Linked DNA regions of Homo sapiens: region 1 is linked to region 2. A link is an interaction called in ENCODE POLR2A ChIA-PET data of the cell type or tissue named here. Cell type or tissue: Panc1. All regions are shown on one strand. Each heading gives the region's core, and the rest is flanking DNA. Links, peaks and the distances in the headings are about the cores only.

The links. Peaks named below come from ENCODE experiments on the same cell type or tissue, not always from the same donor. Only the 100,000 strongest peaks of a DNase experiment are listed, where the experiment ranks them.
Region 1: POLR2A ChIA-PET joins it to region 2 with 11 read pairs; 16 of 35 experiments call an interaction of 5 or more read pairs at or near these places.

The regions. Positions count from the first base shown.
Region 1 is chr2:71,314,905-71,331,049 of GRCh38, reverse strand. No RefSeq gene overlaps it. Among named protein-coding and RNA genes, the nearest start is that of ZNF638, 8.8 kb to the left of the region's middle. In Panc1, for the core only: no CTCF peak of the experiment used is centred there; no DNase peak of the experiment used is centred there.
Region 2 is chr2:71,410,280-71,426,424 of GRCh38, reverse strand. ZNF638 (zinc finger protein 638) reads right to left here. Exons shown (of 28, transcript NM_014497.5): 21 at 7,786-7,823; 22 at 2,387-3,611; 23 at 1,710-1,775. Among named protein-coding and RNA genes, the nearest start is that of DYSF, 48 kb to the left of the region's middle. RefSeq lists silencers at 2,212-2,506, 9,531-9,580 and an enhancer at 9,183-9,812. In Panc1, for the core only: no CTCF peak of the experiment used is centred there; no DNase peak of the experiment used is centred there; H3K4me3 peaks cover 562 bases; H3K27ac peaks cover 742 bases.

The sequences.
Region 1 (16,145 bases), core at 5,450-13,449, 96 kb after region 2:
CTACTCAAAACTGTAAAGTAGAATTCAACCAAAGCTATTCAGCTAAAACTTTAACACTCTGAAAATCCTTTTGTCATTTCACAATAAAAAGCCCTATCTGTGTGGTAGATATTTGTAATCTCCATTTTACCCATGGAAAACCTTGGGATGACAGACGTTAAAGAACTGTGTTATGCAATGTTTTATCTTCTCGAGGTGGCTGTACTACACCAATATGAAAACCCAGTCATTGTTCAAAATCTGGTAAAGCTACAAGCCCTGCCGTATGCATACCACACAAATCACACCACCCACCCTGAGTCTCACACATCGGTTTTACCTAGCACTCAAGCAAATGCATTTCTTTTATTCACATTAAAACAAGCATTTGAAAGACTAAAAAGAAAAGTCGTTTTAAAAAGATATCTTATCGGATTTTCATTTCAAACCAAAAATCCTGCTAGGGACAACAAATCAAAAACAACAAAGAAAAAGCCAACAAGCTCCCCCTAAACACCAAATAACCCATGTTAACATTTGATAAGTTTCCTTCCATACATTTCTTTATATTCATACAAACACATTATTTGCATGTAACAGGAAATGTTTTCTTTTTTCACACATTAGCTATTTGCTTTTCTGATTACTGACATTTCTCCAAGTAAACCATATAATCCTTTTTTAAATAATTGTATAATATTCATAGTATAGCTGCCTCAGCAATTATTCAGCCTGTTGTTGAACACTGAAGTTGTTTCCAGTCTTTTTGCTACTGCAAACACTGCTGTATACAAAGACTTACCAAATTATGCTTTAATTTCTAAAGGCTAGAATCATCATAGTGGGAATGCTAGATTAAATGTATATGTGTGTACATACATTTAATTTTAATAGGTGTTGTAGAAAAACTTCCCAAAAAGTTTCTACAAAGTGTCACTTCCACTAAATATGTAAGAAAATAGGCAGGGCAAGGTGGCTCATGCCTGTAATCCCAGCACTTTGGGAGGCTGAGGCAGGTGAATCACAAGGTTAGGAGTTCAAGACCAGCCTGACCAACATGGTGAAACCCAATCTCTACTAAAAATATAAAAATTAGCTGGCTGTGGTGGTGCACGCCTGTAATCCCAGCTACTCGGGAGGCTGAGGCAGGAGAATCACTTGAACCCAGGAGGCAGAGGTTGCAGTGAGCCGAGATCACGCCACTGCACTCCAGCCTGGGTGACAGAGTCAGACTCTGTCTCAAAAAAAAAAAAAAAAAAAAAGAAAATAACCATTTCCCTACAAACTCACTTCTTTCTCAAACCTGAAATACTTTAAATATCATTGGACTTACCTGTTCTTTAAAGTTTGAAATAATTCACCTTTGAAATATCTTGTTTGGTGCTTTTTCTGAGAGTTGTTCTTCTCTAATTTTCTCTTGATACTTTATGATATTTAGTTGGATAAGAATTTCTCTCTCTTCCACAATGAATTTGGTAATTTATATTTTGCTTGAAAAGCATCCATTTCATCTAGATTTTCAAACATTTCCCTAGAGTTAGGCAAAGTAACTTATGAAATTTCTTTCATTTCCTTTATGTGGGCCCCTTATATGGCTTTATTTATTTGCACAGCACTTATCACCTTCTGATATACCAATAATTTATTTATTTGTTTCTTTTCCATCTTCCTCCACTAGAAATGTAAGCTCCCTGAGGTCAGGGATATTTGTCTGTTTTCTTCACTGCTTTATTTCCAATACAGAGAATGATAGTTGGTACGCAGTAGAAAATCAGCAAATATTTCTTGAAAGAATGAATGACTCTGATGGTGTGTATGTGTGTGTGTGCGTGTGTGTGTGTGTGTCACTGTCAAGCATCTTTTCATATCTACTAGCCAGGTGTATTTCTTTCTTTTTTTTTTTAAGTCTCCATTTAACTGTTTTATCTGGTGATAATAAACTGGCAACACAAAGGGGCCGAGGGTGAACTCCCAGCCAGGCTCCCGTGCCCAGGCTTTGGCAGGAGCCATGTGTATTTCTTCATTTAAAAAAACTCTTTTTCATATTATTTGTGCATATTTCTAGTGAAGTGATTGTCTCTTATCAGGAGGTAGCTCTCACTATATATTTGTCAAATATGTGGCAATTAGTTTCTCCTCACTGAAATTTTGTTTCTATCTTTTGCTATTATAAACTAAATGGTCATGAAATCAAATCTATCAATCTTTTCATTTATGACTTCTGAGTCTTCTTTTCATCCCACTCCCTTGAAGCATACACACCCAGAAATTACACAAAATTCTCCTGAGTTATCTAAACTTCACAGTTCATAATTGTTCACTTTTGTTTACAACCTCACAATTTTATTTTTTACATTTAGATGTTTAATCAATCTAACATAATTTTTATGGTATGAGGTAGATCTAGCTTCATTTTCTTCCAAATGAATAAAGGCAATCATGAAGGTTCCAGCTGTTAAGTAAACCATCCTTTTTCACATAATTGAAATATATCTTCCCCTTAAAAAGCAAATAACAAAAACTATTTCATTCCCATGTATAAAAATGGATTTATGGCTCTTCTAGTCTGGTTTAACGATCTATCTGTCTACCTCTGAGTCAGGGCCATTTCATTAACTGAGCCAGTAAATATGTATTGTTTATGTTTTTATTTTCTGTATATTATGATGTTTGACATCTTATTAACCTTTCTGGCTGGGGAGAAATTGCCACTCCTGGGGCTAGCCAATTCTTAGAGAAGGCAAAGTTCAGCCAGGAGCTTGACTTTGATATGCAAACTACCAATTCAGAGCCATCCTCCTCTATCTGGCAGGTATACCCCAGGAGGCAATATTCCTCTGCCTTAGTCATCCCAGGGTCAGGTACCAGGCAACCACAGACCACTCCTATAACTTAGAGCCTGTGGAAATGTTTCAAACTAGCCAGTCCTGAGCTGTTTACCCTGCTCTGTCTTCCCTTTCCCGAGAAACTCCAATAAAGGCCTTGGCCTGGGCTCCTCCTCCTGCCACTCGTTCCTGCCCCTTCTGCCTCCTGACAGACTTGGGTGTTTCCTCATGTGGCCCTGTATGGCAGAGCGTGCCTCCTGCTTTTAGGACCTGGGAGCATAGTAAACTTTGTTTCCCTGAGCTTCTCCTGGAACTCCTCTTGTGGCCGCACCTGACTGACCCTTACATAAAAGAACGCAGAACAAAATATTACTTGAGGGTGCACTCTGTGCCTGGAACTATTCTAGCCATCAAGGAGTGAGTAGCAAACCAAAAGGCAACACTCACTCCTGCCCTCATGGCACGTACAGCCTTGATCAAGGAGACAGACAATTAACAAGTACATTTATAGTATGTCAGATGGTGACAAACGCTATGGAGGAAAACAAAGCAAGATCAGGACACATAACAGAGGCTGCAATTTGAAATGAGATGGTCAAGAAAGGCATCACTAAGAAGGCAACATTTGAACAGAAATCTGACAAGTGTGTGAATAAGCAGTATAGAATCTAGGAGGAAGAGTATTCCAGGAAGAGTGAAAGTAAAATGTAAAAGCTCTGAGGTGAATGCCAGCTTGCTGTACTTGAGAAAGCAGAAAGGCCAAAGAGGCCACAACAGCATAATTAAGAGAGGACACGGGAGATGAGGTGGAGGGGAGCTGGAAACACTTGCTGGATTAGTGTGCTAGGGCTGCCGTAACAAATCACCACAAGTTGGGTGGCTTAGACAACAGAAATTAATTCTCTCCATTCTGGAGGCTTCAAGTCCACAGTTACGGTATCAACAGGTTTGGTTTCTCTTGACATCTCTCTCCTTGGCTTGCAGTTGGCTGCCTTCCCACCGTGTCCTCACATGGTCTTTTCTCTATGCACATGAATCTTCCTCTTCTTATAAGAACGCTAATCATATTGGATTAGGGCCCCACCCTTATGACCTCATTTAATCATAATCACCTCTTTAAAAGTCCAATCTCCAAATACAGCCACATTCTGAGGTGTGTGGGGAGTTAGGACTTCAACACATAAATTTGGGGAGGACAAAATTCTGTCCATAACATAGGCCATTTTGAAGGCTTTGGTTTTTTGCTGTGAATGAAACAGGAAGGTTTTGAGCAAAGGAGTAACATAATTTGACTTACATTACATTGAATGTTTACTCTCTGTCACTGTTCTAAGAACTAGAAGATATAACAGTTATCAAATACCTGCCTTCATAGAATTTACATTTTAGTGAAGGAAATAATAAACAAATACATAATGTGGTAATGTAAAATTTTAAAAAATACTGCAGTTAGGGGGAAAATGATGAGGCAGGGGCTGGGGAATGCTTTAGATAGAGTAGTCAGGGAAATCTCAGATAAAGTGACATCTGAGCAGAGATATAAAGGAAGACAGGGAAAAGACATGTAGATATCTGGAAGAAGAGTTTCCAAACCAGAAGAAACATCAAGTGCCAAAGCCCTGAGGCAAAATTTATTTCAGGACTAACAAGAAGGCCAGCTCAGAGGAAGAATGAAGAGGAAGGATGAGATGAAGATGAAGAACTATCAAGGAACCAGACCACACAAAGCCTTACAGGCCATTTAAGACAATGCATAACACTGAATAAAAAACTGGATTAGAGATCCCAAGAGTTATCCTTCTAGCTCCTTCGCTGATACTAACTTCACTGGATTTCAGATTTCTTACATGTAAAATGCAGGAAGAAAGGGTACTAAATTAGCTTTTCCATAAGATGTGAGTCTGGAAATCTATAAACTGAAAAATGCTCACCAATTTATGGCATTCCTAAGAAAATTTCTTTTTTATTTTTGGAGACAGAGTCTCACTCTGTCACCCAGGCTGGATTACAGTGGCACAATCTCTGCTCACTGCAACCTCCAACCTCCCAGGTTCAAGCAATTCTTGTACCTCAGCCTCCTAAGTGGCTGGTATTACAGGCATGAGCCACCATGCCTGGCTAATTTTTGTATTTTTAGTAGAGACAGGGTTTTGCCATGTTGGCCAGGTTGGTCTCAAACTCCTGACCTCAGGTGATCCGCCCACCTGGGCCTCCCAAAGTGCTCGGATTACAGGTGTGAGCCACCGCACCTGGCCAGAAAAATATTTTTTATCTTAGAGTCTACTATATCCAAGCATTTATGCCTTGTAGTCATGTGGATTATTTCAATAAATCCTCATTCCTATCTAAAAATGTCAATATTCTTGACAAGGAAAAAAAATCTATCCTACTGCACATCATCTTCTTCCACAATTCCCCACCTTCTTCCCTCACCCACTCTGTTGTCTGATTGGCCAGACAACAAGCATTGAGCAGCTCTATCCAGAGCTCAGCTTCTGCCTGCTCGGCACAGTCACAGCTCAATGCCTGATTAGAAAACAGAACAGTCATCACAAACTTTGTTAACCTAAATGGGGCTCTGTCTCAATGACATAGAGAATCTCATCACCATTTCAGCTCAAGTGCAAGTATCCTAATAAATAGGATCTGGGGGCAACTATGGCCTTTTTGTATTTAGAAACTAAATCTAAGAATTGGGATAGATAAAGGGCCATGATGAGAAGTATGAGAAATCCCAGAGTCATTTCCTGTCCTGAAAAAGGACAAAAATATCAAGAAAACTTGATTCTAACTGATCCTTAAATTTTGGAGACTATAAGGTGCAACCAGACATAATATATGGAGACGTTCAGAAACTCAAGAAAACAAGCAGTTATTTTTCTGAGTTTTAATCAAAGATAATGCAATGGCAAACAGAAATCAGTTTGTCTCTTCTTGTTAAGGTAGTTTTAAAATATGTTCATAAATTTCTTTAATACACTTCACTTCAAGAGGTGGAGCCTAATTCCCTTTCCCTTGAATGTAAGTCAGACTTAGTAAATTGTTTTCAACGAAGATAATGTGGTGGAAGTGATGCTATGTGACTTCCAAGGCTACACCATAAAAAGGAGAGCTTCTGCCTGACAGTTCCTAGCTCCTGGATTACTTACCCTCAGGAAAGCCAGCTGCCATGTTGTGAGAACATCCAAATAGCCTGTTAAACAGAAGCCCATAAGGCGTGCCAGGTGCAGTGGCTCATGATTGTAATCCCAGTACTTTGGTAAGCCTGTGTGCAGGGATTGCCTGAGCCTAGGAGTTCAAGACCAGCCTAGGCAACATAGCAAGACCCCATCTTTACAAAAAAATTATTTAAAAAATTAGCCAGTCATGGTGGCTTATCTGTAGTCCCAGCTACTTGGGAGGCTGAGGAAGGAGGATCACTTGAACCCAGGAGTTCCAGGCTGCAGTGAGCAATGATCACACCACTGCACTCCAGTCTGGGTGAAAGAGCAAGGCCCTGCCCCTTAAAAAAAAAAAGAAAAAGAAAGAAAATTGCCAGCCATTTCAGTGAGCCACTTTGGAGACAGAACCTCCAGCCTCAATTAAGCTTTCAGTTGACTATAGCTTAGGTAGATATACTCAAAGCAATTTCTTGAGAGACACTGAGCAACAACTGCCTAGCTAAGTTACCTCTGAATTCCTGACTCAGATGATGATAAAAAACGTATATTGTTGTTTTAAACCATTAAGTTTTTGGGTAATCTTTAATACAGCAGTACATAACTAATATACTTGTTATATGAAGACTATGAAATCAACTCATTAAAACCATGACTCAAAATCATTATACATCAATCAGTGGAAAACAAGCTGGGATTTAGAAACAATACAATTTTGACTTGAGTCCAACTTAAGCAATATTAATAATTAGTTTCCTCAAGCATAAAATAATAATCCTTTACCTGCAGGATCATCATCTTATGAACCTCTTACCCTGATAGCACTGTGTACACAGTCTACACACTAGCTACAAAAGCAATTCAAGATATGGAAAATCATGGCGGACAGGAGGTAGGACGAGACTGCAGCTCCTACTTGGAGGGACAGAACAGCGTATAGAGGCTCACATCATGAACTTTTGCTCCAGAATGACTGCAAGAATACATTAGGAAAGCCAAGAGAATCCACAGATCCTCTGAAGGAAGTGGATTGCTCCTGCAGGACCCAAGAGACACCTCCCCAAATCCTGTGAGTGCTCAAACTGTGGAAGTGGGAAAGGGAGATCATCTGCCCCCAAACACACACCCCCACTGGGGAACCTGAAGGTCTGGATTATGGGAGAAGATTCTGACCTTACCTGGAGCCGAGTCTATTTAGAGAGCCAAATGAAATACAGGGGTAGAGGAAGCAGCAGGAAAAGCCCTATAGGCTCACTGGGTCCCCCAGCAAGTCATTTCTGCCTCGCCTCACAGGGGTCCTTGAGGAGGGCTGCCAGAGGCACGGGGAAAAGGCCACAGGGAAAAGGAAACCTCCATCTGAACTCTGTAACAAATTGAACCAATCAAGAAGTCTTCTGGCCAGAACACAGGCTAGGACATGAATCCAGCGTGCAGACTCCACAGGCGGGGGAAGAAGGAAAGCCCTACTTACTTCTGCAGCTGGGAGGCAGGTAGCCTGGGGCAAGTTCTCAGGCCTGCTCGCCCACTGCCTGGAAACAGACTCAGTGCTGTTGTCGGGAACACAGTGGGAGTGAGACTGGCCCTTTGGGTTGTGAGGGAGCTGGATGAGGCCTGTGACTGCTGCCTTTCCCCCGACTTCCCTGACAACCTGCATGACACAGGAGAGGCAGCCATAATCCTCCTAGGAACATAACTCCATTGACCTGGGAACCTCACCCCCATCCCCACAGCAGCAGCATGCTGCAAGACTTGCCCAAGTAGAGTCTGAGCTCAGACACACCTAGCCCTTTCCCCATCTAACTGTCATTCCCTACCTACCCTGGTAACTAAAGACAAAGGGCATATACTCTTGGGAGTTTTAGGGTCCCTCCCACCACCTGTTCCTCCCCATACTACCACAGCTGATGCTCTCTTGAAAGCACCACCTCCCAGCAGGAGGCCAACCAGCACAAAAATAGTGTACTAATCAACCGAAGCTAAGGACCCTCACAAAGTCCATTTCAACCCTGCTACTTCCACCAGAGCAGGTGCCAGTATCCATGGCTGAGAGACCCACAGACAGTTCACATCACAGGACTCTGTGCAGAAAACCCCCAGTACCAGCAGGGAGCCTGGAAGACTTGCTGGGTGACTAGATCCAGAAGAGATATAACAATCACTACAGCTCAGCTCTCAGGAAGCCACATCCCTAGGAAAAGGGATCCCTAGGAAAAGGAGAGTACTACATCAAGGAAACACTCATGGGACAAAAGAATCTGAACAACAGCCTTGAGCCCTAGACCTTCCCTGACAAGACCCTACCCAAATGAGAAGGAACCAGAAAACCAACTCTGGTAATATGATAAAACAAGGTTCTTTAACACCTCCCAAAAATTACACTAGATCACCAGCAATGGAACCAAACCAAGAAGAAATCCATGAGCTACCTGAAAAGCATTCAGAAGGTTAGTTATTAAGCTAATCAGAGAGGCACCAGAGAAAGGCGAAGGCCAATGTAAGGAAATTTTTTTAAATGATACAAGAAGTGAAGGGCGAAATATTCAATGAAATAGGAAGCATAAATAAAAAACAATTAAAACTTCAGGAAACAATGGACGCACTTATAGAAATGTAAAATGCTCTGGTAAGTCTCAGCAACACAATCGAACAAGCAGAAGAAAGAACTTCGGAGCTCGAAGACAAGGTTTTTGAATTGACCCAATCCAACAAAAAGAAAAAAGAGCAAGAAAATATGAACAAAGCCTCCAAGAAGTCTGAGATTATGTTAAATGACCAAACCTAAGAATAATCAGCATTCTTGAAAAAGAAGAGAAATCTAAAAGTCTGGAAAACATATTTAGGGGAATAATTGAGGAAAACTTCCCTGGTCTTGCTAGAGAACTAGATATCCAAATACAAGAAACTCAAAGAACACCTGGGAAATTCATCACAAAAAGATCATCACCCAGGCACATTGTCATCAGGTTATATAAAGTTAAGACAAAGGAAAGAATCTTAAGAACTGTGAGGCAAAAACACCAGGTAACCTATAAAGGAAAACCTATCAGATTAACAGCACATTTCTCAGCAGAAACCCTACAACCTAGAAGTGATTGGGGCCCTGTCTTCAGCCTCCTCAAACAAAACAATTATCAGCCAATAGGCCAGGCGTGATGGCTCACGCCTGTAATCCCAGCACTTTGGGAGGCCTAGGTGGGCAGATCACAAGGTTAGGAGTTTGAGACCAGCCTGGCCAACATGGTGAAACCCCGTTTCTACTAAAAATACAAAAATTAGCTGGTCATGGTGGCACATGTCTGTGATCCCAGCTACTCAGGAGGCTGATGCAGGAGAATTGCTTGAACCCGGGAGGCAGAGGTTGCAGTGAGCTGACATCACAGCATTGCATTCCAGCCTGAGCAGCAGAGTGAGACTCCATCTCGAAAAAAAAAAAAAAAAAATTATCAGCCAAGAATTTTGTACCCAGCAAAACTAAGCTTCATAAGTGAAGGAAAGATAAAGTCTTTTTCACACAAACAAATGCTGAGACAATTGACAACTACCAAACCAGCACTACAAGAACTGCTAAAAGGAGCTCTAAATCTTGAAACAAATCCTGGAAACACATCAAAACAGAACCTCTTTATACCATAAATCTCACAGGACCTATAAAACAAACAAACAAAAAAACCCAAGGTCTACAGACAACAAATGAAACAATTAATGAACAGAATGGTACCTCACATCTCGATACTAACGTTGCATGTAAATGGCCTAAATGCTCCACTTAAAAAATACAGAACTGCAGAATAGATAAGAATTTACCAACCAACTATCTGCTGCCTTCAAGAGACACACCAAAAGCAAGCAGGAGTAGATATTCTTGTATCAGATAAAACAAACTTTAAAGCAACAGCAGTTTAAAAAGACAAAGAGGAACATTATATAATGATAAAAGGCTTTGTCTAACAGGAAAATATTATAATCCTAAACATATGCACCTAACACTGGAGCTCCCAAATTTATAAAACAATTACTAATAGACCTAAGAAATGAGATAGACAGCAACACAATAATAGTGGGAGACTTCAGTACTCCACTGACAGCATTAGACACGTCATCAAGATAAAGTCAACAAAGAAACAATTTAAACTATACCCTGGAACAAATGAACTTAACAGATATACAGAACATTGTACCCAACAACCGCAGAATACACATTCTATTAAACAGCACATGGAACATTCTCCAAGATAGACCATATGACAAGCCACAAAATGGGCCTCAATAAATTCAAGAAAATTGAAATTATATCAAGCACTCTCTCAGACCACAGTGGAATAAAACTGGAAATCAACTCCAAAAAGAACCTTCAAAATCATGCAAATGCATGGAAATTAAATAACCTGCTCCTGAATGATCACTGGGTCAAAAATGAAATCAAGATGGAAATTTAAAAATTCTTTGAACTGAACAACAATACTGACACAACCTATTAAAACCTCTGGGATACAGCAAAGGTGGTGCTAAGAAAAAAGTTCATAGCCCTAAATGCCTACAACAAAAAGTCTGAAAGAGCACCAACAGACAATATAAGGTCACATCTCAAGGAACTAAAGAAACAAGAACAAATCAAACCCAAACCCAGCAGAAGAAAGGAAATAACCAAGATCAGAGCAGAACTAAATGTAATTGAAACAAAAAAATACAAAAGATAAATGAAGCAAAAAGCTGGTTCTTTGAAAAGATAAACAAAATTGATAGACCATTAGCATGATTAACCAAAAAAAAAAAAAAGAGAGAAAATCCAAATAAGCTCAGTTAGAAATGAAAACGGGAGATATCACAACTGACACCACAGAAACACAAAAGATCATTCAAGGCTACTATAAACACCTTTACGTGCATAAACTTGAAAACCTAGAGGAGATGAATACATTTCTGGAAAGATACAACCTTTCTAGCCTAAATCAGGAAGAATTAGATACTCTGAACAGACCAATAACAAGCAGCAAGACTGAAATGGTAATAAAAAAAATTACCAACAACAAAAAGTCCAGGACCAGAAGGATTCACAGCAGCATTCTAACAGACATTCAAAGAAGAATTGGTACCAATGCTATTGACACTATTCCACAAGATAGAGAAAGAGGGAACCCTCCCTAAATCATTCTATGAAGCCAGTATCACCCTAATACCAAAACCAGGAAAGGACATAACCAAAAAAGAAAACCACAGACCAATATCCCTGATGAACATAGATGCTAAAATTCTTCACAAAATACTAGCTAACTGAATCCAGCAACATATCAAAAAGATAATCCACCATGATCAGGTGGCTTTCATACCAGGAATGCAGGGATGGTTTAACATATGCAAGTCAATAAATATGATATATACCACATAAACAGAATCAAAAACAGAAATCACATAATCATCTCAATAGATACAGAAAAAGCACTCGACAATATCCAGCATCCTTTCATGATTAAAACTCTCAGCAAAATCAGCATACAAGGGACATATCTCAATGTAATAAAAGCCATCTATGACAAACCCACAGCCAACATAATACGGAATGGGGAAAAGTTGAAAGCACTCCCTCCAAGAACTGGAACAAAACAAGGATGCCCACTCTCACCACTCCTCTTCAATATAGTACTGGAAGTCCTAGCCAGAGCAATCAGACAGGAGAAAGAAATAAAGGGCACCCAAATAAGGAAAGAGGAAGTCAAACTGTCACTGTTTGCTGATGATATGATTGTTTACCTAGAAAACCCTAGAGACTCCTCCAGAAAGCTCCTAGAACTGATAAAAGAAAGTTTTTCAACAAAGTTTCCAGATACAAAATTAATGTACGCAAATCAGTAGCCCTTCTATACACCAACAGCAACCGAGCTGAGAATCAAATCAAGAACTCAACCTCTTTTACAATAGCTGCAAAAAAAAAAAAAAAAAAAAAAAACCTCAGGAATATACCTAACCAAGGACTTGAAAGACCTCTACAAGGAAAACTACAAAACACTGCTGAAAGAAATCATAGATGACACAAACAAATGGAAACATAGCCCATCCTCATGAATGAGTAAAATCAATATTGTGAAAATGACCATACTGTCAAAAGCAATCTACAAATTAAACGCAATTCCCATTTAAAAACCACCATCATTCTTCACAGAATTAGAAAAAACAATCCTAAAATTTATATGGAACCAAAAAGGAGCCCACATAGCCAAAGCAAGACTAAGCAAAAAGAACAAATCTGGAGGCATCACATTATCTGATTTCAAACTATACTATAAGCCATAGTCATCAAAACAGCATGGTACTGGTATAAAAATAGGGATGAAGACCAATGGAACAGAATAGAGAATCCAGAAATAAACCCAAATACAGCCAACTGATGTTCGACAAAGCAAACAAAAACATAAAGTCGGGAGAAGACACCCTATTCAACAAATGGTTCTGCAATAATTGGCAAGCCACATGTAGGAGAATGAAACTGGATCCTCATCTCTCACCTTATACGAAAATTACCTCAAGATGGATCAAGGACTTAAATCTAAGACCTGAAAATATAAAAATTCTAGAAGATAGCACCAGAAAAACCTTTCTACACATTGGCTTAGGCAAAAATTCCATGACCAAGAACCCAAAAGCAAATGCAATAAAAACAAAGATAAATAGCTGGGACTTAATTAAAGTAAAGAGCTTTTGTACGGCAAAAGGAACAGTCAGCAGAGTAACAGGCAACACACAGAATGGGATAAAATCTTCACAATCTATACATCTGACTGTTAGGAACAAGCCCCCCAAAATCTGGCCATAAACTGGCCCCAAAACTGGCCATAAATAAAATCTGTGCAGCACTGTAACATGTCCATAACGGACCTAACACCCAAGCTGGAAGGTTGTGGGTTTACGGGAATGAGGGCAAGGAACACCTGGCCCACCTAGGATAGAAAACTGCTTAAAGGCATTTTTAAGCCACAAACAAAAGCATGAGCGACCTGTGTCTTAAGGGTGTGTTCCTGCTGCAATTAATTCGGCCCATTCCTTTGTTTCCCATAAGGGATACTTTTAGTTAATTTAATATCTATAGAAACAATGCTAATGACTGGATTGCTGTTAATAAATATGTGGGTAAATTTCTGTTCAGGGCTCTCAGCTCTGAAGGCTGTGGGACCCCTGAAGGTTTCCCACTTCACACTTCTATATTTCTGTGTGTGTGTCTTTAATTCCTCTAGCGCCACTGGGTTAGGGTCTCCCCGACCGAGCTGGTCTCGGCACATCTGACAAAGGACTAATATCCAGAATCTACAACGAACTCAAACAAATTAGCAAGAAAAAAACAAACAATCCCATCAAAAAGTGGGCTTCAGAAATGAATAGACAATTCTCAAAAGATATACAAATGGCCAACAAACATGAAAAAATGCTCAACATCACTAATGATCAAGGAAATGCAAATCAAAACCACAATGCAATACCACCTTACTCCTGCAAGAATGGTCATAATCAAAAAATCAAAGCATAATAGAGATGTTGGTGTGGATGCAGTGAACAGGGAACACGTCTACACTGCTGGTGGGAACATAAACTAGTACAACTACTATGGAAAACAGTGTGGAGATTCCTTAAAGAACTGAAAGTAGAACTACCATTTGATCCAGAAATCCCACTACTGGGGATCTACCCAGAGGAAAAGTCGTTACACAAAAAAGATGCTTGCATACACATGTGTTTAACAGCACAATTTGCAACTGCAAAAATGTGGAACCAACCCAAATGCCCATCAATCAACGAATGGATAAATAAACTGTGGTACATATATACAATGAAATACTACTCAGCCATGAAAAGGAATGAATTTATGGTACTTGCAGCAACCTGGATGACTGGAGACTATTATTCTAAGTGAAGTAACTCAGGAATGGAAAACCAAACGTATGTTGTCACTCATAAGTGGGAGCTAAGCTACGAAGACACAAAGGCATAAGAATGACACAGTGGACTTTGGAGATTTAAGGGGAAAGGGTGGGAAGGGGGTAAGGGATAAAAGACTACAAATTGGGTGCAGTATATACGGCTCGGGTGATGGGTGCACCAAAATCTCAGAAATCACCACTAAAGAACTTACTCATGTAACCAAATACCACCTGTTCTCCAATAACCTATATAAATAAATAAATAAATAAATAAGAAAAAAGCATTTCAAGAAAGAGATCAACTTTGAGAATGGAAGCATGTAGGGTTCAATGGACATGCTTTCCGGTGAATCAACTACAACTAATGAAAATTATTTTTTAAAAACCACCATGTAAAGTCTCTGTAATTCTTCTAAGGCCATCAGATGAAAAAACATTTTTGAAGAAAATCTACTAATTCTTGGTAAGAAAGTCTGGGACAGTTGAGTGAACTGCTCGTTCACCATCTCCACCAAACTTAGTGTGACAGAAACCCTACTCCAGTTGATATAAAGAAGAAGAAGGGACTCCTCTTTCCTACAGCTCCAAAGAGATATGGTATCTCTCCAGAAAAACAGGTGACCAGTACATCTCTTCCCCCCCAGCTCCATGTTATGGGGGCTAAGTTTCAGGTTTGCACAGCAGAGAGGTCTGGAGCTCCCTTCTTATGCCCAAACCACATTCATAAGGTGGAGGCTCTACACCAGATGGAGCAGGCCAAAAATACCGGGACCCAAACTGGCTTCCTCCCAATATGTTTGTAGTGCAGAGATTCCACTCCAAGGCTGCTGATTAATTCCTCTGTCAGTTTAAATCTATTGTTGAACCCCTCTAGTGAGTTTTCACCTAAGTTATTGTACTTTTTACCGCCACAATGTATAACAAATAATAGCACAAAAAAGGGGTAGAATCAATAGAGCTATAAAAGAGTCACATTTTAAAAATATCACTGGATAGGCAACATAGGGAGACCTCGTCTCTACAAAAAATAATAATAAAAAAGCCAGGTGTGGTGGTGCACACCTGTGGTCCCAGCTACTCAGGAGGCTGTGGCAGAAAAGGATCCCTTGAGCCCAGATGTCGAGGTTGCAGTGAGCCGAGATGGCACCACTGCACTCCGGCCTGAGTGACAGAGTGAGACTCTCTCTTTCTCCAGATATATATATATATATATACACACACACACACACACACACACACACACACAAACTACGCTATATATATCTATGACATATATATCATATATCTCACCAGAATTTTCTTTTTTTTTTTTGAGACAGAGTCTCGCTCCGTGCCCCAGGCTGGAGTGCAGTGGTGCGATCTCGGCTCACTGCAAGCTCCACCTCCCGGGTTCACGCCATTCTCCTGCCTCAGCCTCCCAAGTAGCTGGGACTACAGGCGCCCACCACCACGACTGGCTAATTTTTTGTACTTTTAGTAGAGACGGGGTTTCACCGTGTTAGCCAGGATGGTCTCGATCTCCTGACCTCGTGATCCGCCCACCTCGGCCTCCCAAAGTGCTGGGAATTACAGGCGTGAGCCACCACGCCCGGCTACTAGAATTAAGTTATGATAAATTTGAAGTAGATTCTGAAAAATTAAGATGTACAGTTGACCCTTGAACAACATGGGTCTGAACTGCATGAATCCATTTATGCAGAAATCTTTTTCAATTACTATAATGGAAAAATTTTTGGAGGTTTGCGACAATTTGAAAAAACAGATGAAATGCATAGCCTGGAAATATCAAAAAAAATAAAAAAGAAAAAGTTCTGTCATGAATGCATAAAATATATGTAGATAAGTCTATTTAATCATTTACTACCATAAAATATACAAAAATCTATTATAACATTAAAACTTACACATATAAACACTTGCAGACCATACATGAATCCATTTGCAGTTGAGAGAAATGTAAACAAATGTAAAGAGGAAGTATTAATTCATAAGTGCATAAAATTAACTGTAGTACATACTATATGACTGTAATAATTTTGTAGCCACTTCCTATTACTATTGCAGTGAATATCAGCTTAAAATGCCATGTGACACCAGTTGTCTCTCTAGTAAATTGCAAATTGCAATAAAAATTGATATTTCATATTTCTTGTGTATTTTTCATTCTGTTTAGTGTAATACTGTAAACCCTGAATAACACCATGGGACCCATACAAAGAGCCATCTGTGATGCTGGAAGTGCTCCTAAGAAGCAAAGTCATGATATTACATGAAAA
Region 2 (16,145 bases), core at 5,256-13,255:
AATTTTGACCACTGGCTAGATTCCAAATAGTCACAATAAATGTGCATGCAGATCATTTGGGAGAATTTCAGTGCAAATTAGTTTTCCTAAAGGCTAAAATTAAGAGTTGTTTTTTTTAAAGCCCCACAAATGACTTAGCTATAATTCACAAAGTATAATCCAAAAGTAAAATTCTAACAGTATCAACCTAATTCCACTTTTACTTAAATTCAATAAGATTACATTTCCTAAATGAAGAGTTTCGAAGTATGACACATAAAAATACATTTAAAGTATTTGTCAGACAGTACAAAGGATTTACTGTTCCATATGTCAAACATCTAATAAGTGCTCTAGAAGACTTACTGGACTTCTAAAAGCACCTCAAATATAGTTAGAAAGTAAACAGCTAATTAGGCTGTTCCATTTATCAGTATATATTGATTACACATTAACTAATTATATATAGAATACATATTTTAAGAAATACAGGCCGGGCGTGGTGGCTCATGCCTGTAATCCCAGCACTTTGGGAGGCTGATCACCTGAGGTCAGGAGTTCGAGACCAGCCTGGCCAACATGGTGAAACCCCAGCTCTACTAAAAATACAAAAATTAGCTGGGTGTGGTGGCAGATGCCACCCAGCTACTCGGGAGGCTGAGGCAGGAGAAACACTTGAACCTGGGAGGCAGAGGTTGCAGTGAGCCGAGATCACGCCATTGCACTCCAGCCTGGGGGACAGGAGTGAGATTTCGTTGCAAAATAATAATAATAATAAAAGAAATATAATGGTTACATTTTGAGAAAGTTGTATGAAAAAATTATTACTAAGACTCAATGACTAACATAACTGTATTTGAAAACAACAGTATCTGTAATTTTTAAAAATGCCGTCAATAGTAAAGAAGATAAATTCCTACCAGGGCTCCTATACATTTAGTATGTTATTAATGATTAACTGCTATTATATATAATAACGACATTAGAATATGTACCCTGTAATTTCTAGGGAGAATATCTACAAGCGATTGTACTATCAAATTAACAAAGCAAACTGAAGTAGCCACAATCCTTACTTCTGCTTTAGTAGCCATAATCCTTATTTCTGCTTTAGTAGCCATAATCCTTATTTCTGCTTAAAACTAGTAACATTTCTCCTTGCCCCAACAACATAGGCCCAAATCTATCCCCTACCAGGTAAGAAAAGTAAAATGACTGAAAAAAATTCTATGAATGGTAAAAACCTAAAATAACAACCAAATATAAAATATGTTTGACAACAGAACTTGGTACCAGTAAAGTTAATCTTAGAGACCATCCACTTAAGGTTAAATTAGAGCCAAAAGGATAACCTGTTTTAACAAAATGAGGATGACTCAAGTCAAATGTCAGTCTCTTTCACATATATAAATTTTTTTTCTGTGTCTACAACCTATTCCTGTCAATATGAGATTGGAGGTATTGCCCTACTCTACTCTCTTTCTGTCCCCATATAACATTTTGCCCGCTCCCCCCGCCTCAAGAAAACACAAGGTGTTTAGACTAGCTCAAGGTCAAAAAGTAAATTAATGGTAGGATTAGAGATAAGTTAAAAACAAAACATCTCATTCCTATCCCTTGCTCTAAACTCTTAGTCACTAACATTGTTAAGGCAGGCACAAGTTATAAGATAGATGAACTGTGCTATGGAGATGAAAAAGAAGGGTTAGGGTCTGTGATCTATTTTTTACCTCTTTAGATTTGGAACTTCTACCAGTAGTGCTTTTAGGATTCTTAGTGTTTTGCTCAGCCAAAGTCTGAAATAGTAAATAAGAAATACAGAAAAACGGAATTTACAACCATATTATTAATGTTCTGGAAAAAAAAACAAAAAACAAAAAAAAACAGTAAACATTACCCAAATACAGTCAATTATGCAAATTATTTAACATGTATACAAAACTAAGTCAACAGTCACTAAACAGTATAGGCACAGTCTGTACAAGTTGTAGTTAAATTCAGTTTTACTGATCTTTTCGTCCCACAATGTCTAGTTAGGCAATCAGTGACCTGATAAAGGAAGCTTCAATTTAAGAGAGGAAACAGTTTCCCATTCAGAAGCAGAGTGGTAAATCACCTTAGGAGATTCACTGCAGACTTTTTTTTTTTTTTTTTAAACCACAGTTATTTCCAAATTGTATCCAAATAATGCTTTTCAAACATGTCAATAAATTATGAACTTGAGTTTAATACTCTGAATGTCTACTGGCTTAAACAATGGAATCATTTAAGAAAAGGAAATGGGAGCTTCCGGGGTAGAGTGAGGAGATGAAAGTATGAAACAAAATTACATCTCCTACTACATAGCTACAGCAGCGGAGCTAATCACTTCAAAGACACACTGTGCCATTCTTCCTACCCTCCTCACCTTATTGTTGCTGTCATCCCGTTTCATGATGGAAGGTCTAGCCTCTGTTTCCTGAGATTGTTTTGTTATATCTCTGTAATCCAGTTTAGAAAGCTTGCCTTGCAGGGCTGAGATCCTTCCACTGCCTCCTCTGGTAAGACTGCTCTGAGTAGGTTTGAATTTACTGCTGCTTTCTGCCAAGCCTGACCTGGCACTTGTGGGTTTAAGCAGACCAAATTCCTTGGCTGAAAGTTTCTTTTCAGCATTTATTTGATCTCTGGGCACAGATTTTGGAAAACTTTTCTGATTTTCAGTTTTTGAAACTGTAGCTTTTGCCTTAGGAGAAGAGACTATAACAGCCTTGATGCTTGGTTTACTGCTAGATACATCTGATACAGCCAGAATACTAGTTTTACTAGTTTCATCAGGCTTATTAGCCTGACCCACTCCTTTATTTGGGTATGCCTTGAATAAAGTGTTTTCTGCAGGCTTTTCTTTCATTGCTGCCATCTTTTCCACCTTTTCTGCATCCATCCTACCTTCATTCTTTTCAGCCTTCTCTGTTCCTATTTGAAGATCCATTCTGGTTTCCTTAGTATTAAATTCCTTCTCCTCCTTTTCATCCATGTTACCTTTTTTTTCAGAAATATTCTTTTTGTCCACTGTCTTCTCATCCCCAGTGGGAATTCCTGGTACTAACGTCACAATACAAGTTGATGGCAATATTTCCGAAACAGTTTCATTTTTTTCTACTTCAGCTACAGCTTCTACCATAGTCTGTGTAATTCCAGAAATGAAATCTTCTGCTTCAGATGGAGATTCTTCTAGAATTCCTTTGAGGTTCCTTTCTTCTGCAAACACACTGTCAGATGGTAACAATGCTGTTTTAGGGTTAATAATTTCTGCCCCTTTCTTCTCCAAGTCACTGTTAAACATCTGCTGATTTAAAGCACACTCCTCGGCATTTTCAGTGAATTGTTCAATACTGACTGAAGCGGATGCTACAAGAGGAATTTCTTCTTTGACCTCCTCTCCTTGAGTTTCAAGCTCCAAAGTTTCAACAGCAAAGTCAGAATCACATGTTGCTTTTTCAGCTTCTTCCTCACAAGGCTCTTCCTGCTGTACCAAAGTTTCTGTTTGAATGCTGGGAGTACTTTCTTCTTCAAGCTCATTAGGTTTAACAGAGGGACTATCAGTTGCTGTTTGCACCTCACTTTCATCAATTGGACTGTTTTTCAAGCCAGGGCTAAAAGTATTTAAAAACAAACAAAAAGAACACAAACAAAAACACAAACAAAAATCAAACTATGATGAGAATTCAACCATTATAAAGAATCCTGCTGATGCCAATTGTTAAGACTTCCTGATGCATTCGTAATAAGCACTGGGAAATCCAACCAATCAGCATAAAATGGGTAAGATGTATTGCTGGAAATACGTAAATAATATAAATTATGACTGTTGATATGTTCCTTTTGCGCTCATGTGATTACAGCCAATATTTTCCCTCCTCTGTCAAGTTAACCCCTGACATTGAAAGGTCAAATGTGAATCTGAGACACTTCAAATATTATCAGGTCCTATTCCCAACAGTGGTAACTGAAATAATAAAATATGTGTACAGTTCTACAATAAAACTAATGATCCATGCATTATGATTTAAAATTTTATAAGTGAACCTTACCTAAAAAGAACATAAACAGAAACTGGTGGGGGGAAAAGACCATACTCTAAATCATATCACCTTTTTATTTTTTTTTTGGATGTAAAATATTTTTTTAATTACCCAAGAACCATATTTATTAATGATAATACTTAGAACATTATTTGGAAAGTATTCTTTATATACTCTATTGAGGATTTAAAGCTAGTGACAAAACCTGATATAATCACCTTATGTGAACATACAGTCTTATAAATATTTGCCTTTGGCTATAAGAAGAAATGCATTAAAAAATAAACCTTCCCAATTCAAGAGAATAATGTATAATTCTAATATTTAACTTAAATGTGTAAGTAATATTCAGAAGAAATGGAGGAAATACATGGCTAAGTATATGTAATTCATCTTATTTCATCATGGTCTTCCCAAATCTAAAGTATATGAAAAGTGAGTAGTCCTATAATTCCAGTACTTTCACCGAGGTAGACACAGAATAAGTTATTTTTATATCAATATTCCACAAATCAGAGGTTTTCTTGAAGAACAAGGAAAACCTTAGCTTCCAAAAACAATGCCCAACATGCTATCAATGCAAATTAAAATTTACCAAATATATTCATATAATGAGAAGCAGCAGATTGGAGAAAGACACCAGAGAGTGATCCTATCATATCAATACCTGATTATTAAAAAGTACTGACTTTCTTCTCCTATTTTTTAAGGAAGGAGAGGATGAGCCATCCCTTTTGACCTGCTTCTTAGAGGGTGGCCATGTACCCTTCAGTTAACAACACAAGATGGTGTATATCTGTGTGCTGAGATGTTAACCATATTTAAGAAAGTTGTGCTACCACATCAGGGTCTTAAATCATTTGAACCAAACTGGTCTTCCCTCATGCCCCAAAGATTACATCCTGAGGAGAAAACTTTTCTACCAGATTAGAGAAATACCTCTTGACCCTAAACCTTAATCAATATATATTCTATCCATTGTGCAAGTTATTCTTTGCATGCTAAAATGTTTTTTTTTTAAAATAATCACACCCCTTTTTTTCAAAATATAAATGGCTAATTTTAAGAGTTTCAAATCTTTACAATTCACAATAAAATTTGTGGCAAAGCACAACCAGAAAAGAGCAGTGACATTCACAGTTACAGCAGGTATATGAATATTACTTCTCAAAACAAGCTTTTGTCTTTAAATTACAAGACTCATTTCCAATAATGAAGAAAATATTCAAATTCCTGCCTCATTACTGTACTGCATATTAACCCTACATAAAACTTTAGAAACTTAGGGCTAAGTAAAAACATCTATGGGGCTAGGATAACAATGGAGACCTTGATTCCTGGCTCAAGGATATAGCAAGACTTTCCCCTTCACAAGTTTTTCAATAAAAAAGTTATTATCTTATATACAAACTGAACCATTATGCAGTTCCATACTTGAAACAGAGAACACAGGTCTACTCAGAAGAATTATTTAATTCCATATTTGTCCTTGTGTGCTAGTCTTTTCAAATCATAGTGTTTTCTTTAGAGAAGTCATTTACCAAAACTAGTATCTGCTTTCTGGCTAATATGGGAAAAAAGCCTCAATATTGATCAAGTTAGTTTGAAAAGACAGTTTGAAATGTCAAATAAATGACATTAACACCAAAGTTAAACAACCACTCTTTGTAACGATCAAATGAAAACAGCCACATTCTGGGAAATGGAACAGAAAAGGATTCCAGAAAGGCATTTGAGATACAGATATCTCATTTGCCACTCCTCCCTCCAGCCCCAATATCCCAGTAATACCAGAATTTCACAGCCTTCAGAAAAAGCATACAATAAAAGCTGGGCATTAGAACAAACGTTAACACTGAAAGACAAACATTCTGAGAAACCTTAAACTGGGACTTCACAATACTAAAGATTAGTGTTTATTTCAGAGGCCAACTGTTTACTTCCTAATGTTAATGAATTAGAAAAATTTCACTTAGCATTCTTATTTGTGGCTTTAATCAGATGATAAATAAAATCTGTTTACATATCAACAGAATGAGTACAGTGTGAATTATTAAATTATGAATGTATCCACGAGTTTCCTCTAAACAGTATTTAAATAGTTTAGTTATAAACAAAAGTATCATATTCATAATGAATTGGCAACCACAAGTGCTTTAAAACAAAACAAAACAAGTGCATGTAGTACCAGCTACACAGGAAGCTGAGGTGGGAAAACAGCTTGTGCCCAGGAGTTCAAGGCCAGCCTGAGCAACATAGCAAGACCCTGTCTCTAAAAAAAAACACAACAAAAACAACAAATAGTATTTTCTCAGCATCAGTTCACTCCAAAACAAATGTTTAGTATTCTGGACATATCCCACATCTTTTTCTCTAATGTTAAAAAAAAAAAAAAAAAAAAAAAAAAAAAGGCGGGGGGGGGTGGGAATTAAGAAGTTTTTGGTGCTAATTTTAAAAATTAGTTTTATGAGGTTGAATACATCTATAAATTATTTAAGAAATATATTCAATTTTAAAAGCTATGTCTAAACAATGAGAGGAGAACAATGACCAACTGCTATTGCTATGGAGAACAACTTTTCATGCAGACCTCAAAAAATCTTTGTAAAATGAAATAAAATGGGTTTTGCCACAGAGTTAACGTGGCCAATCTTTAGGTCTATATATATAGTACTACATAGGCACTGTTATTTATTAAGCCCTTTGTGAGCTTTCACATCACACACTGCTGGTGGTACTATTTCTTAGGTATGTGAATGCACCTGGTATGACATACAACTTAAATAACCCTGTGCTGACACACAGAGCAAACCTATTGCTTAATGTTACTGGTATATTTTAATGTACTCATCATCTTTGTCAACTAAAATAATCTGATTTTATAAAAATTACTGAGAAGAAAAATCCGCTAAGACGTTCTGTTTTTCAGGGATCTTAACATCAGTGCATCAGATAAAATAAACACTTTACATATTTAAACACTTTCAAACTGCTGTTTCAAACAAATATACGCTCTTACAACAAGGACTAATAAATATTGATGACTCAGTATACAGGAGGAAAAAGAAATATTCTAAATCAGTGATTTACAATGAAGAGCAGTGAAAGGCAAGTCATCAACTGGTGGAACAAGGGTGGTGATAAGGAGGATATCCATCAGAATGAGAAAGTTATTAAGGAGAGGGTGTACTTTACGTGGTCAAAACAAGGCTGTAAGTCACCAGTTTGTGGAGACTTTGAAAAACAAGCTTTCATTCCTCTGATAATGCAAAACTATATACATAATTTTTTTGGACAAATACTTACTCGCCCCAACCCAGTTGTTTTTAAAAAGTATCAAAACACACAATGAAATTAAGTAACGTTAAAAGGTTAAAATTTTACTACCGTGTTTATTTTGGAATAGGAAAATCTAACAAAAACAATGTAATTACTGTTCGTGATGTTGAGTTATTCGAGAGTCTTAAAACATTTTATAAAGTGGTTTATTTAATTCAAACTGTTTATATACGCAGTTACTCTAAATATTCAGTAAATACTTAAATGAGAGTAAATAAAAAGCAACAAACGAAACTCCTAGGTCAGGCTGAGTCCAAAAAGAAAACTGTAACAAGCCCATATGTACACAAAATAAATATGCAGAAAAGAACTTTTCACTACATGTGAGCCATTACTATAAAATACAGCAATAAAATTCAGAAACTAAATACTATACAAAAGTGTTAGTAAACATAAAGCAACATACCTTTCTTTTTCTAATTCTGGGTCATGCTCAATTTGCACCTGTAATATAATCAGCATTTTATTAGAGGCTATTCCACTGGATTTGAAATATTTAACTATAAAAGCAATGTTTTTAGTAAAAATTTAAGCTCAAAAAAAAAAACCTTAAAAATGTATCAAAGCAGCTAGTTTTCAGTGTCTACATTACTATCAGGTTCTAGAATTTTTTTCTAATTAAAGACCTCCAAATTAGGTCACACACAATAACTTATATTAATGAAAAAATAAGTTTCCTTAATAATGATATAAATAAGAAACTTTATTAACTTTAGAAGCCTGGAAATTCTATCTTTTCCCTAAACAATAAATGTGAAATATCAACATCTTCCTTGAGGAATTATTTTAAAAGACTTCTAAGAGAGATCAGCTGACTAAAAAAGTTTCCTATTCAAAATACCTAGAAATGCTAAATAAAATTGAACAATAATCCTTTTAAATATTTGTCTGATATCTGATAAATATTTTAAATATTTATCTGATATGTGGGTCCCAAGAAAGCAATACTCTGTAGCCCCAAAAAAGGGCAGGAATTAAAAATCAGTCCCTATATGGCAAGCACTGTCCTGGGTACTTGGGATGCATCAGTGAACAAAATGGCAAAACATATCTGCCATTCAGAGCTTATACATACTAGAAGGAAGCCTTTTCTGAGAAATCATGCACTCTCTGGGTAGAAGTCTTCTAGAAAGATTTTGTCAGACTAAAAACTGAAAACAATACTTTAAGGAAATTCAATGTGTCTAGAGAGGATTCCTGGCATAGGTGTTTGAGTCCAACAGTAAAGACTTCCTTTACTGGGATATCTGGTGATAAGTCTAGCTTATATCCTAATGATACTGCCCAAAACTAAAGATGATGGTTTTTAAGTCCCAATTACAGAGAGTGTTTACTAGCAGCTTTCCATTAAGGAGAAAAGTTTATTAGAGAGAAAAAAAAAAAAACCCTGCATGGTATCAGAGGAACTCTACATCAGATACCTATATTGGCCAACTTACTTCCTTATTCATAAAGGAATAACGGAAAAACAAATGCACAAAAGTAAACAAAGTAAGCTAAAGAAAAGATATTTCAGACAACTGAAGTGCCTTTTAAAAAACTCAGGGAGGAGCCAAGATGGCCGAATAGGAACAGCTCCGGTCTACAGCTCCCAGCGTGAGCGACGCAGAAGACGGGTGATTTCTGCATTTCCATCTGAGGTACCGGGTTCATCTCACTAGGGAGTGCCAGACAGTGGGCGCAGGTCAGTGTGTGCGCGCACCGTGCGCGAGCCGAAGCAGGGCGAGGCATTGCCTCACCTGGGAAGCGCAAGGGGTCAGGGAGTTCCCTTTCCGAGTCAAAGAAAGGGGTGACGGACGCACCTGGAAAATCGGGTCACTCCCACCCGAATATTGCGCTTTTCAGACCAGCTTAAGAAACGGCACACCACGAGACTATATCCCACACCTGGCTCAGAGGGTCCTATGCCCACGGAATCTCGCTGATTGCTAGCACAGCACTCTGAGATCAAACTGCAAGGCGGCAACGAGGCTGGGGGAGGGGCGCCCGCCATTGCCCAGGCTTGCTTAGGTAAACAAAGCAGCCGGGAAGCTCGAACTGGGTGGAGCCCACCACAACTCAAGGAGGCCTGCCTGCCTCTGTAGGCTCCACCTCTGGGGGCAGGGCACAGACAAACAAAAAGACACAGTAACCTCTGCAGACTTAAGTGTCCCTGTCTGACAGCTTTGAAGAGAGCAGTGGTTCTCCCAGCACGCAGCTGGAGATCTGAGAACGGGCAGACTGCCTCCTCAAGTGGGTCCCTGACCCCTGACCCCCGAGCAGCCTAACTGGGAGGCACCCCCCAGCAGGGGCACACTGACACCTCACACGGCAGGGTATTCCAACAGACCTGCAGCTGAGGGTCCTGTCTGTTAGAAGGAAAACTAACAAGCAGAAAGGACATCTACACCGAAAACCCATCTGTACATCACCATCATCAAAGACCAAAAGTAGATAAAACCACAAAGATGGGGAAAAAACAGAACAGAAAAACTGGAAACTCTAAAACGCAGAGCGCCTCTCCTCCTCCAAAGGAACGCAGTTCCTCACCAGCAACGGAACAAAGCTGGATGGAGAATGATTTTGACGAGCTGAGAGAAGAAGGCTTCAGACGATCAAATTACTCTGAGCTACGGGAGGACATTCAAACCAAAGGCAAAGAAGTTGAAAACTTTGAAAAAAATTTAGAAGAATGTATAACTAGAATAACCAATACAGAGAAGTGCTTAAAGGAGCTGATGGAGCTGAAAACCAAGGCTCGAGAACTACGTGAAGAATGCAGAAGCCTCAGGAGCCGATGCGATCAACTGGAAGAAAGGGTATCAGCGATGGAAGATGAAATGAATGAAATGAAGCAAGAAGGGAAGTTTAGAGAAAAAAGAATAAAAAGAAATGAGCAAAGCCTCCAAGAAATATGGGACTATGTGAAAAGACCAAATCTACGTCTGATTGGTGTACCTGAAAGTGATGTGGAGAATGGAACCAAGTTGGAAAACACTCTGCAGGATATTATCCAGGAGAACTTCCCCAATCTAGCAAGGCAGGCCAACGTTCAGATTCAGGAAATACAGAGAACGCCACAAAGATACTCCTCGAGAAGAGCAACTCCAAGACACATAATTGTCAGATTCACCAAAGTTGAAATGAAGGAAAAAATGTTAAGGGCAGCCAGAGAGAAAGGTCGGGTTACCCTCAAAGGAAAGCCCATCAGACTAACAGCGGATCTCTCGGCAGAAACCCTACAAGCCAGAAGAGAGTGGGGGCCAATATTCAACATTCTTAAAGAAAAGAATTTTCAACCCAGAATTTCATATCCAGCCAAACTAAGCTTCATAAGTGAAGGAGAAATAAAATACTTTATAGACAAGCAAATGCTGAGAGATTTTGTCACCACCAGGCCTGCCCTAAAAGAGCTCCTGAAGGAAGCGCTAAACATGGAAAGGAACAACCGGTACCAGCCGCTGCAAAATCATGCCAAAATGTAAAGACCATCGAGACTAGGAAGAAACTGCATCAACTAATGAGCAAAATCACCAGCTAACATCATAATGACAGGATCAAATTCACACATAACAATATTAACTTTAAATATAAATGGACTAAATTCTGCAATTAAAAGACACAGACTGGCAAGTTGGATAAAGAGTCAAGACCCATCAGTGTGCTGTATTCAGGAAACCCATCTCACGTGCAGAGACACACATAGGCTCAAAATAAAAGGATGGAGGAAGATCTACCAAGCCAATGGAAAACAAAAAAAGGCAGGGGTTGCAATCCTAGTCTCTGATAAAACAGACTTTAAACCAACAAAGATCAAAAGAGACAAAGAAGGCCATTACATAATGGTAAAGGGATCAATTCAACAAGAGGAGCTAACTATCCTAAATATTTATGCACCCAATACAGGAGCACCCAGATTCATAAAGCAAGTCCTCAGTGACCTACAAAGAGACTTAGACTCCCACACATTAATAATGGGAGACTTTAACACCCCACTGTCAACATTAGACAGATCAACGAGACAGAAAGTCAACAAGGACACCCAGGAATTGAACTCAGCTCTGCACCAAGCAGACCTAATAGACATCTACAGAACTCTCCACCCCAAATCAACAGAATATACATTTTTTTCAGCACCACAGCACACCTATTCCAAAATTGACCACATAGTTGGAAGTAAAGCTCTCCTCAGCAAATGTAAAAGAACAGAAATTATAACAAACTATCTCTCAGACCACAGTGCAATCAAACTAGAACTCAGGATTAAGAATCTCACTCAAAACCGCTCAACTACATGGAAACTGAACAACCTGCTCCTGAATGACTACTGGGTACATAACGAAATGAAGGCACAAATAAAGATGTTCTTTGAAACCAACGAGAACAAAGACACCACATACCAGAATCTCTGGGACGCATTCAAAGCAGTGTGTAGAGGGAAATTTATAGCACTAAACGCCTACAAGAGAAAGCAGGAAAGATCCAAAATTGACACCCTAACATCACAATTAAAAGAACTAGAAAAGCAAGAGCAAACACATTCAAAAGCTGGCAGAAGGCAAGAAATAACTAAAATCAGAGCAGAACTGAAGGAAATAGAGACACAAAAAACCCTTCAAAAAATCAATGAATCCAGGAGCTGGTTTTTTGAAAGGATCAACAAAATTGATAGACCGCTAGCAAGACTAATAAAGAAAAAAAGAGAGAAGAATCAAATAGACACAATAAAAAATGATAAAGGGGATATCACCACCGATCCCACAGAAATACAAACTACCATCAGAGAATACTACAAACACCTCTACGCAAATAAACTAGAAAATCTAGAAGAAATGGATACATTCCTGGACACATACACTCTCCCAAGACTAAACCAGGAAGAAGTTGAATCTCTGAATAGACCAATAACAGGCTCTGAAATTGTGGCAATAATCAATAGTTTACCAAACAAAGAGTCCAGGACCAGATGGATTCACAGCCGAATTCTACCAGAGGTACAAGGAGGAACTGGTACCATTCCTTCTGAAACTATTCCAATCAACAGAAAAAGAGGGAATCCTCCCTAACTCATTTTATGAGGCCAGCATCATTCTGATACCAAAGCCGGGCAGAGACACAACCAAAAAAGAGAATTTTAGACCAATATCCTTGATGAACATTGATGCAAAAATCCTCAATAAAATACTGGCAAACCGAATCCAGCAGCACATCAAAAAGCTTATCCACCATGATCAAGTGGGCTTCATCCCTGGGATGCAAGGCTGGTTCAATATACTCAAATCAATAAATGTAATCCAGCATATAAACAGAGCCAAAGACAAAAACCACATGATTATCTCAATAGATGCAGAAAAAGCCTTTGACAAAATTCAACAACCCTTCATGCTAAAAACTCTCAATAAATTAGGTATTGATGGGACGTATTTCAAAATAATAAGAGCTATCTATGACAAACCCACAGCCAATATCATACTGAATGGGCAAAAACTGGAAGCATTCCCTTTGAAAACTGGCACAAGACAGGGATGCCCTCTCTCACCGCTCCTATTCAACATAGTGTTGGAAGTTCTGGCCAGGGCAATCAGGCAGGAGAAGGAAATAAAGGGTATTCAATTAGGAAAAGAGGAAGTCAAATTGTCCCTGTTTGCAGACGACATGATTGTTTATCTAGAAAACCCCATCGTCTCAGCCCAAAATCTCCTTAAGCTGATAAGCAACTTCAGCAAAGTCTCAGGATACAAAATCAATGTACAAAAATCACAAGCATTCTTATACACCAACAACAGACAAACAGAGAGCCAAATCATGAGTGAACTCCCATTCACAATTGCTTCAAACAGAATAAAATACCTAGGAATCCAACTTACAAGGGATGTGAAGGACCTCTTCAAGGAGAACTACAAACCACTGCTCAAGGAAATAAAAGAGGACACAAACAAATGGAAGAACATTCCATGCTCATGGGTAGGAAGAATCAATATCGTGAAAATGGCCATACTGCCCAAGGTAATTTACAGATTCAATGCCATCCCCATCAAGCTACCAATGACTTTCTTCACAGAATTGGAAAAAACTACTTTAAAGTTCATATGGAACCAAAAAAGAGCCCGCATCGCCAAGGCAATCCTAAGCCAAAAGAACAAAGCTGGAGGCATCACACTACCTGACTTCAAACTATACTACAAGGCTACAGTAACCAAAACAGCATGGTATTGGTACCAAAACAGAGATATAGATCAATGGAACAGAACAGAGCCCTCAGAAATAATGCCGCATATCTACAACTATCTGATCTTTGACAAACCTGAGAAAAACAAGCAATGGGGAAAGGATTCCCTATTTAATAAATGGTGCTGGGAAAACTGGCTAGCCATATGTAGAAAGCTGAAACTGGATCCCTTCCTTACACCTTATACAAAAATCAATTCAAAATGGATTAAAGATTTAAACGTTAGACCTAAAACCATAAAAACCCTAGAAGAAAACCTAGGCATTACCATTCAGGACATAGGCGTGGGCAAGGACTTCATGTCCAAAACACCAAAAGCAATGGCAACAAAAGCCAAAATTGACAAATGGGATCTAATTAAACTAAAGAGCTTCTGCACAGCAAAAGAAACTACCATCAGAGTGAACAGGCAACCTACAACATGGGAGAAAATTTTCGCAACCTACTCATCTGACAAAGGGCTAATATCCAGAATCTACAATGAACTCAAACAAATTTACAAGAAAAAAACAAACAACCCCATCAAAAAGTGGGCGAAGGACATGAACAGACACTTCTCAAAAGAAGACATTTATGCAGCCAAAAGACACATGAAGAAATGCTCATCATCACTGGCCATCAGAGAAATGCAAATCAAAACCACTATGAGATATCATCTCACACCAGTTAGAATGGCAATCATTAAAAAGTCAGGAAACAACCGGTGCTGGAGAGGATGTGGAGAAATAGGAACACTTTTACACTGTTGGTGGGACTGTAAACTAGTTCAACCATTGTGGAAGTCAGTGTGGTGATTCCTCAGGGATCTAGAACTAGAAATAACATTTGACCCAGCCATCCCATTACTGGGTATATACCCAAAGGACTATAAATCATGCTGCTATAAAGACACATGCACACGTATGTTTATTGCGGCACTATTCACAATAGCAAAGACTTGGAACCAACCCAAATGTCCAACAATGATAGACTGGATTAAGAAAATGTGGCACATATACACCATGGAATACTATGCAGCCATAAAAAATGATGAGTTCATGTCCTTTGTAGGGACATGGATGAAATTGGAAACCATCATTCTCAGTAAACTATCGCAAGAACAAAAAACCAAACACCGCATATTCTCACTCATAGGTGGGAATTGAACAATGAGATCACATGGACACAGGAAGGGGAATATCACACTCTGGGGACTGTGGTGGGGTCAGGGGAGGGGGGAGGGATAGCATTGGGAGATATACCTAATGCTAGATGACACGTTAGTGGGTGCAGCGCACCAGCATGGCACATGTATACATATGTAACTAACCTGCACAATGTGCACATGTACCCTAAAACTTAGAGTATAATAAAAAAAAAAAAATTAAAAATAAAAAATAAAAAATAAATAAAAAAAATAAAAAACTCAAAAGAACATCCTCAGAAAAATTCAAGAGAATACAGCATCTATGAAATCAGTGCTGGTATTATTTCCAGAAAAACAGAATATTAAAAATTGAAGGAAATAAATCAAAAAATAATAATAGAAAAACTTCCCTGGGGCCAGGCATGGTGGCTAATCCCTGTAATCCCAGCACTTTGGAAGGCTGAGGCAGGCAGATCATGAGGTCAGGAGTTCGAGACCAGCCTGACCAGCATGGTGAAACCCCATTTCTACTAAAAATACAAAAAAAATTAGTGGGCATGGTAGGGCGTGCCTGTAGTCCCAGCTACTCGGAAGGCTGAGGCAGGAGAATTGCTTGAACTCGGCAGGTGGAGGCTGCAGTGAGCCGAGGTCACGCCACTGCACTCCAGCCTGGACAACAGAGCCAGGCTCCATCTCGACAAAAAAAAAAAAAAAAAAAAGGGGGGGGGAGGTGGTGGGTGGGGAGAAAAACTTCCTGCTCTAAAAGCAGGATGCAGGAAATGAGTCCCAAACCAAGAAAAAACCTTACTCACTGGACTAGCAATACCAACCCTCTCTTTAGAAATTCTGGAATCACCAAGTATGTCCCTAAAGCCTTTGATCTGGTTCTTCTGCCTAAAAATCTCCCCTTGAAATTTTCTTAGAGCTTGCTCTCTTCCATCAGGTCTCTCAAATAACTCTTCTGCTGAGGGACTATCACTGACCACTTTAAGATACACATTCCCCACATTAATCATTCTCTTTTTATCTCAATTTATTTATTCACAGTCTTTTTACCACTTTTATATCTGTTTATAGTCTATCTCCTCCACTAAAATATAATCCTTGAGAACTAGGACATTGAAACAATGTTCATCATGGTATTCTAATACCTAAAATAGTGTTAGCATAGAGAAAAGGAATTAGATAAATATTAGTTTAGGGCCAAGCACAGTGGTTCACACCTGTAACTCCAACACTTTGGAAGGCCCAGGGTGGAGGAGCACTTCAGGCCAGAAGTTTGAGACCAGCCTGGGCAACACAATGAGACCCCATCTACACACACACACACACAAAAAAAAAATCAAAAATCAAATAAAATAAAGTTAGCCGGGCATGGTGGCATGCCCCTATAGTCTACTCTGGAGGCTGAAGTGAGAGGATCGCTTAAGCC